Regions from separate parts of the Homo sapiens genome. Here regions 1 and 2 are each linked to region 3. Evidence: chromatin loops called from intact Hi-C (ENCODE). Cell type or tissue: endothelial cell of umbilical vein. All regions are shown on one strand.

Region 1 (2,500 bases), 64 kb after region 3:
TGTTCTATGCTGGTCAACCTGCTGCAAAACAATGAAAGCAGGACGCTGAGGAAAAGGGAGGGAAGGAAGAGAGGGAGGAAGGGAGGAACACGCTGATGGGCCCACAACCCTGGGCTGTTATCGCTCATCTGAGTTTGCAGGCTTGCATAAAGTTGATTGAATATAATTGAATGGGTGAGCCCACGGTCATTTCAGACTGCAAGTTCCCTAAGGGTGCGAGCGAGACCTATTTCTCTTGCTTTGAATGGGGTCAGATGGGGAGTGCACTTAGGAATTATTGAATGAGTGAAGCAACATACGCAAAATCTATGTACCAGGCCAGCGGGCTTCGAAGCTGGAGATAGGATAAAAATGCAGAGTGAACAGCCTTTAAAGCAGGACCTCTGCTACCTGACTGCCTTCCCAAGGGCAGTGTGTGAAAACAGACTTGGGCCAAGATCTCAGCTAAACCCTGTGGCTGCTCTCAGGCACCTGACTTCCGGCTGGTATTTAATAACCCAGAATGAGATACCTCATTGCTCTAGGAAAGAATGCTTGGCTTCTTGAATTGTCCTAAGGAAATAACGCAAAAGGGGGAGCAGACAGCTAGACAGAGAAACAGATAGAGATACATCCACAGACACACACACACACACACACACACACACACATATATATATAATACTAATATATTAATGTATTAGTGCAGTTTCTACTATTTAGGTAAGTTAAAATTGTGAGCTGCACATTCAACAGTAGGAAAGGGGAACAGACAGCTAGACAGAGAAACAGACAGAGATACATCCACAGACACACACGCACACACACACACACATATATATATAATACTAACATATTAATGTAGTAATGCAGTTTCTACTATTTAGGTAAGTTAAAATTGTGAGCTGCACATTCAACAGTAGGAAAGCGAAACAGACAGCTAGACAGAGAAACAGACAGAGATACATCCACAGACACACACGCACACACATATATATAATATTAACATATTAATGTATTAGTGCAGTTTCTACTATTTAGGTAAGTTAAAATTGTGAGCTAAACATTCAACAGTAGGAAAACGGATAAATAGGAAACATTTCCTATGTAACCACTTGAAAGTGTGATGATGATGATCATAATTGTGATGATTATGTAGCTTATAGTAAAATGTTAAAGAAAGCAAATAGAATGCAAAATTCTTAAAATGTTAAAGAAAGCAAATAGAACACAAAATTCTATCTACATTATTGACTATAACCATGTAAAAAAAAATTATGTTTGCAAGCAAATACAGACTGAAGGCATCATGGAAAATAAAAAACTGATTTGTCATGATGGCAGGTTTGTCAGGTATTTTATACCCCTATTTCTTTGATTTGTGTTCCTATTATACGGCATTACTTATATGATAAGTATTTTTTTAAAATGCCCAATAGCTCCTGACCCTGAAATAAACTAGCACATGATGATAAGGGCTAGGCAGGAAATGTCTGCTTTGTTCAGGCCCTTCCGGGACTGCCACAGGGGTAAGGCACAAGGAAAAGGTGTCACAAATCAGTCTGAAGAGGGCTTCAAGGAAGGCCTGCCCTGCACCACCACCACCACCACCACACCCCACACACGCGCAGGCGTGCACGCACCATAAAAGGAAGCTCAGCGTTCGCACTGAGCACAGATGCCGTCCTGGGGCCCCCACCCGTCAGGTGTGTGTGCGCCTCTGCTGCTCTGTCATTTCTGCTGTGGTTTCAGAGTCCCTGTCTTCTGATGCAGCATAAGAAAAGAAGGGGGCTCAGCTGGGCGTGGTGGCTCACACCTGTAATCTCAGCACTTTGGGAGGCCAAGGCGGGTGGATCACCTGAGGTCAGGAGTTCAAGACCAGCCTGGCCAACATGGTGAAACCCCATCTCTATTTAAAAATGTAAAAATTAGCCGGGCATAGTGGTAGGCATTTGTAGTCCCAGCTACTTGAGAGGCGGGGGCAGGGAGAATTGCTTGAACCTGGGAGGCGGAGGTTGCAGTGAGCCAAGATCGCGCCACTGCACACCAGCCTGGGCAACAGAGCGAGACTCCGTCTCAAAAAAGAAAGAAAAGAAAAGAACGGGGCTCTGACGACAGCCTCTAGGCTAGAAACAGCCAGTCCAGCATTCTCCCCCAAGACTGTCCTTCCCTCATTCTTTTCAATACATGTTTCACTGTGTCCATCGCTGGGGACACTCAGGAACTAGATCTCAGGGGAAGGCTGCTTGCCAAGTGGGGGCAGGTGTGTCAGAAGGACAGAAGGACTGCCACAGGACCTTCCAAAAAGAGGGGCCGGTGGGATGCCAAATCCCAGCCCACCCTGGCATCAGGCCAAACCCTGTGGCAGGTGAGGGAGGAGCTGGGTGCCAGGATCCTGCTGACAATCAGGAGGGCTGACCCCGCAGCAGCCTCCCTGGTGGCCAGGCAAGGAGGGCTGGGAAGTGGCAGCTGCTTCCCTATGAGCTATGACAGAGGGGGGTGCCTTGGAAAACAGGAAGCC
Region 2 (2,500 bases), 82 kb after region 3:
CGAAGCCTTCACAGCAGGACTGGACGGGGCAGGGGTTCTGGCAGCTGGGACCACCTGGCGGCTCCACAGTGCACAGTGGGGGCTGTTTCTCCAGCCCTGCCTTAGAGGGGTCCCCAGCCAATGTGCCCCCCACCCCTGCCTCCAGCTGAGGGGTACACTATGGCGGGAGCGGATGGCTGCGGTCACCACCTCCTCATTCTCGCACACTCTCTCCCTCCAGCTCCTGTTTACTTACTGGCTGGGCAGGAGCTTCAGCTTCCCACGGGCACCTGAACATGTGTTCCTCTTACAGAGGGTTTGGGAACAGAATAGATTTTCTGACAGTTGCCCTGACCTCAGGCATCTGAGGGCTCCTCTCCCTCCTTCCAACCCTACTCATGCAAACCCGCTTCACGACAAAAGGAGAGCCACCCCGACTCAGAATCTAATGACAGGGTTTGGTGTCCTGTCTTTGCAATGCTGGAGGCATCCTTCACTTCTCTGAGCCTCAATTTCCTCATCTGCAAAAAAGAGGATCCCCCAGTACCTGACACAGGGGCTGTGGGGGAGATCAATGAGACAAGGCATTTGAGGAAGAGCCACGTGAACTGTAACACAAACTGTCGAGCCCCACGCAAAGGCTTAAGAATGCCCACGATGAGTGGTGCGTGACTTATCCCGGGACTCTGGAGCCAGCCTGCCTGCATTCAAGGCCCCGCTCAGCTGCACCTGATTAGGAGGGATTCAGGGCTGCCCCTCAAAGAGGAGGAAACCAATAAATGTAAGCAAAGGAGTCAGGGCATCCCTGGCTCACGAAGTGCTTCCTACATGTTTGCTGTCACTGCACGTCACTGCTGATGTGCAGCATGCCCTTGCTCTTACGCTGTTGTCCCTCCCAGGCCAGGAGCACTGTGTCCCACCACCACAGTGCCCTCAGTAACTGCACAGGCTACCAAGCTGGGGACTCCTCGGGGAGCAACAGGACTTTCCTCGGGGACACTGGGTCTCGGCTTCTGGACCCTTTAAGACACTGAAAACCCAGCCAGCACACGTGGCAAAGATTTTCCCAATGGTGGGAACTCTACTAAAAGGGTATCTCCCAACCCTGGGACTACCTGAGCTGAGACAGCCGCTTCTCAAGAATGTCACAGGAGAGTTGGACACAGGGTACGTCTGAGAGGGCTGCCTCGGCTTCATCCCAGCCTTTCCTCAGACCCATCCTGGAATCAGTGAGATGTGGAATTTGAGTCCCCATGCCATCAAGGGGCGATGGCTGATCCACCCAGACCAAAGGGCTTGACTTGAATACGATGGACCTGGGGGAGAAATTGATAGGTTTCCTGCTGCCATCTAGTGGTCAACATCAGTAAGAACAGCAACAAGCCAGAAGGCCACCAAGCAAGCCTCAGGGCCACAGCCCCTCAACCCTGCAGGCCTGGACCAGGGCTGAATGATGAGCTGGCTGAGGCAGAACCTAGCAGGAAGCAGAGGGTGTAAGAAGGAGAAAACGTGTCAAAAACCCACAGAACACCAAAAGCCTGCTGCCTATCCTCCCAGGGATTAAGGAAGGAGTGTGCCTCATACACCCCTGTAACAAATAAAAACGTGGTGGCCGGGCACAGTGGCTCGCTCCTGTAATCCCAGCACTTTGGGAGGCCAAGACAGGAGGATCACTTGATGCCAGGAGTTCCAGACCAGCCTGAGCAACACAGTGAGACCCCATCTTTACAAATCAAATTTAAAATTTAGCCAGGTGTGGTGGAGTGCATCAGTGGTACCAGCTACTCAGGAGGCCAAGGTGGGAGGATTGCTTGAGCACAGGAGGTTCGAGGCTGCAGTGAGCTCCGATCGTGACACTGCACTCTAGCTTGGGTGACAGAGCAAAACCCTGTCAATCAATCAATTAATAGTGTTGCCCCAACTCTAAAGCAATGCAGTGCCTAGGCACTGAGAAGGAACAGGCAAACAAGATGCCAGCCCTGACTGCAGGCACCTCCGAGTGGTCTCTCCCCTACTCCCCCATGTCCTCCACAGCTAGCCAGCCCCTGCGTTTGCCATGCTTTTCCCCACATTGTTCTTCTTCCTCCCTTCTATACATGGATGATGTGCCTGTACAAACGTCACTGCCTCTTCCACGCTGCACGCCATCACCCTCATCCACCCTGGACTGTGATCGCCTGACTATACGTCCACCTTCCCCAGCAGAGCTAGCCCCTGCTCTCAGCTCACAGTCACATTCACCAGCAGAGCAGCTGGCTCTCCAGGCCTGACCAAACTGGATCCCAGGGCCCCAAATGCTTCCCGCCTTCTGTCTCAGAAGTTGGGCGCCCCAAACAGCCATCGGCCATGCCACTGTCCCCAAACTTCCCTCCATCCCTCCAGAGGGCCCATCTGCCTGTGACCCAAGGCCCTCTGACCCAAGCGACCTTCCACCCCAAAGCAGCAGCCCCGAGCGGAGGCAAGCAGACCCTTGCAGATATGAGGCAGGACAGACAGAATGAGGGGAGCTGGGCTCCAGCCT
Region 3 (2,500 bases):
CCTTCCTTTCCCCTTTGCGTTTTTCCTCTCCTCCTCCCCATTCCCAGGTCCTACTTTTATCTTTTACTCCATCTCTGCCAAGGCCCTCAGGAAGGCAGCCAGGCCCGCTCCTACCGCCATCACCCCTGGCCCACCCAGGCTTGCCTGAGAAGGCCAGGTGAGAAGTCCTGGCCATCATAGCCCCAACCAGATCCCTAGCTAGTCTGGCCACTGCAGGCCCCAAAGGTCTCCTCCTGGCAGTCCTTTTGAGAGCTCAGTAAGAGGTTTCAAATCTAGTTTAAACATGCAGTCTCAAGGGAGCATCCTAAAAGCAGAGAACACGCCTCCTCCTCTTTCCTCCCTGACCTCAGCTGTGATCTCAAAGCACTCAGAGCTGTGAGCTCACTCCCCATCTGTCCTTTGCTCCCTGCCCCGAGGAAGTTGGGGTTGGTGGGAGACACAGAACACCTCATTCTGCTGAAGAGAAAGCCAAAACAAAGCCTAGAGAAAACCAGGGCCCACAGAAAAAATGGGGGCTGAGCACAGGACGCAGGCATGCACACCCAAAATCTGTACACATCCCATATTGTCCTGCCAAGGAGCATGGCTATGCCACCCCAGAGGGTATCATTATCCCATGCAAAACTCAGCTGGCCCCAACACACCCGCCACACACCACACAATGACCTGAAACCTCTTCATACAGTGTTTCAGTTGCTCCTTGAACCCATCTAGAAAGTAGTCTCATCATCAACCCATTTTATAGATGAGAAGGTCAAGGTTCTAAAAGTTAAGCACCTTGCTCTGTACTGTACACACAGGAAGTGGTGACACCGAGAAGCAAGCTCACCCATCCCTAGAGCACGTGCTGTCTTCCCCATATTACGTCTCACTTTCCAGACCAGGCTAGAGAAGGCCTGGAAGCAGGGAAGGGACAGATGATCAGATGCTGGGGTGAAGGGGTGAAGGGGTGAAGGGATGCAGGCAGCAGACAGCTGAAGCCAGGGGAGTTGAGTCCCTGCGGGTTCTGGTCATCTTCTCCCCCTCCCAAAGGGAAAAGTCTCTGAATTCCCTGGGGAAAGTGAAAGGGAGTAATATGGTCTGGGGTGACTCAACTTCCTCCTCTCCAAGAACAAGCCCAAACAGGGCCCTCACCGCTGCCTCAATGACACGGGGCCTCTGGACATCACAGACCCAGCATGACAGAAGAGAAGGAGTGGCTCATTCCCAGCAACACTGGGCAGGATGGCTCATTCCCAGCAACACTGGGCAGGATCTTTCCAGATGACACTTCCATAGCTAGACAGATGTCAGAGAAGCTGAGGGTGTCTCTGACCACCTCCCTTGCCGGTCACGTAGAGTGCAAGATCTAAGCCCAACCCCAGCCAACTCAGGGGACATTGCCATCAGGGACCCCAGGATGCTACACCTCAGCCCCTGGCATCCAAGGTCCGGGCATGAGGCCCAGGGGCAGGTGGAAGGCTCAGCTCCTCAGTTATCTCCTAAATACAGTGACGTGAAGAGAGCTCAGCAGGGAAAGAGCCACGAATAGCAGCCTGGGAACACCAAAGAAAGGGAACGATGAGGAAAAATAACTCCAGTAAATTAAACAGCCGGGCAACAGGCTGCCCTCTGAGCAGTCTCTCAGCCAGTCTGCCACTTCTCATCTCCTCTCCAGCCCTTCCTCCAACTGCAGTTCAGGGGCCTACTCAGGAGGCTCAGCTTCCCCCAGGACAGTGGGCCCTTGGGGTGGTGGCCTGGCCTGGACCTTCACCAGGACCCAGGGAGCCCTCAGAGCCCTCCAAAGCAGGGGCCTTGGGGATCTGTGTCTGAAGGCTAGAGATGAGGGCCTTGGCCAAGGAGGTTCCACCTCCCTAGGGTGCCTGCAGAGAAAAAAGCCCACGTGGACGTTTTTGGGAAGCAGAGAAAGGCAGCAGGTGACCCCTTAGGGGATCCACATGGCTGAATCTGGAAGCCAGAACCACCTCCGGACCACACCTGTGACAAACGGGCTTCCAGGCCCATTAGGGCCACTCCGGGTTCCAGTGGGTTCCACCTCAGCCCTGCAGGCCCTGTGCCCAGTGGGACCTGGACACCAGGCACCCCATCTCCCTCTCTGTATAAGCCTCCCCACTGACGAGATGTGTTTGAGAAGAGCTTTGGGTGCTTTGAGACGGTACGAAAATCCTGGTAAAAGGGAGGCTTGATGCTGGAGAAGCTCCCCATATCCTCCCAAGCCCCGCCTCCAGAACCCCAACCACTCTGACCAGCGAGTGCCCAGTGTGAGCTTGGACATCTCGGGGGAGCAAAAGAGATGTGGACCCAGGGCCATGTGGGCACGAATGAGCACCTCCAAAACCTACTCCCACATCTGGAAGGTCCCAGCAAAAGCCATCTGGCTGCTTAGTCAGTAGTCGCAGGATGATCCAGCTGAGAGCCCCACAGGCAGATAGCCCAAGCAAGCAAATCTGTCCAACTCCTGCCAATCACAGCACAGACTCCCCAGCTCCCAGAGGGCCCC

The links. A loop is a pair of places that touch in the nucleus more often than their neighbours do. Peaks named below come from ENCODE experiments on the same cell type or tissue, not always from the same donor. Only the 100,000 strongest peaks of a DNase experiment are listed, where the experiment ranks them.
Region 1: a loop joins it to region 3, with 2.4 times the contacts of the local background. A loop is called at or near these places in 19 of 110 quality-filtered maps.
Region 2: it touches region 3 in a loop (2.7-fold over the local background); 79 of 110 quality-filtered maps call a loop at or near these places.

What each region holds. Positions count from the first base shown.
Region 1 is chr12:3,152,161-3,154,660 of GRCh38, reverse strand. All of the region lies in intron 2 of TSPAN9 (tetraspanin 9), which reads right to left. Among named protein-coding and RNA genes, the nearest start is that of TSPAN9-IT1, 3.6 kb to the right of the region's middle. In endothelial cell of umbilical vein, no CTCF peak of the experiment used is centred here; DNase peaks (open chromatin) are centred at 130 and 1,470.
Region 2 is chr12:3,134,475-3,136,974 of GRCh38, reverse strand. The region is part of intron 2 of TSPAN9 (tetraspanin 9); the gene reads right to left. Among named protein-coding and RNA genes, the nearest start is that of TSPAN9-IT1, 14 kb to the left of the region's middle. RefSeq lists enhancers at 1-255, 317-816, 817-1,318. In endothelial cell of umbilical vein, a CTCF peak has its summit at 1,343 (motif pointing left); a DNase peak (open chromatin) is centred at 1,304.
Region 3 is chr12:3,216,159-3,218,658 of GRCh38, reverse strand. The region is part of intron 3 of TSPAN9 (tetraspanin 9); the gene reads right to left. Among named protein-coding and RNA genes, the nearest start is that of TSPAN9-IT1, 68 kb to the right of the region's middle. In endothelial cell of umbilical vein, no CTCF peak of the experiment used is centred here; a DNase peak (open chromatin) is centred at 1,108; H3K27ac peaks cover 1,890 bases.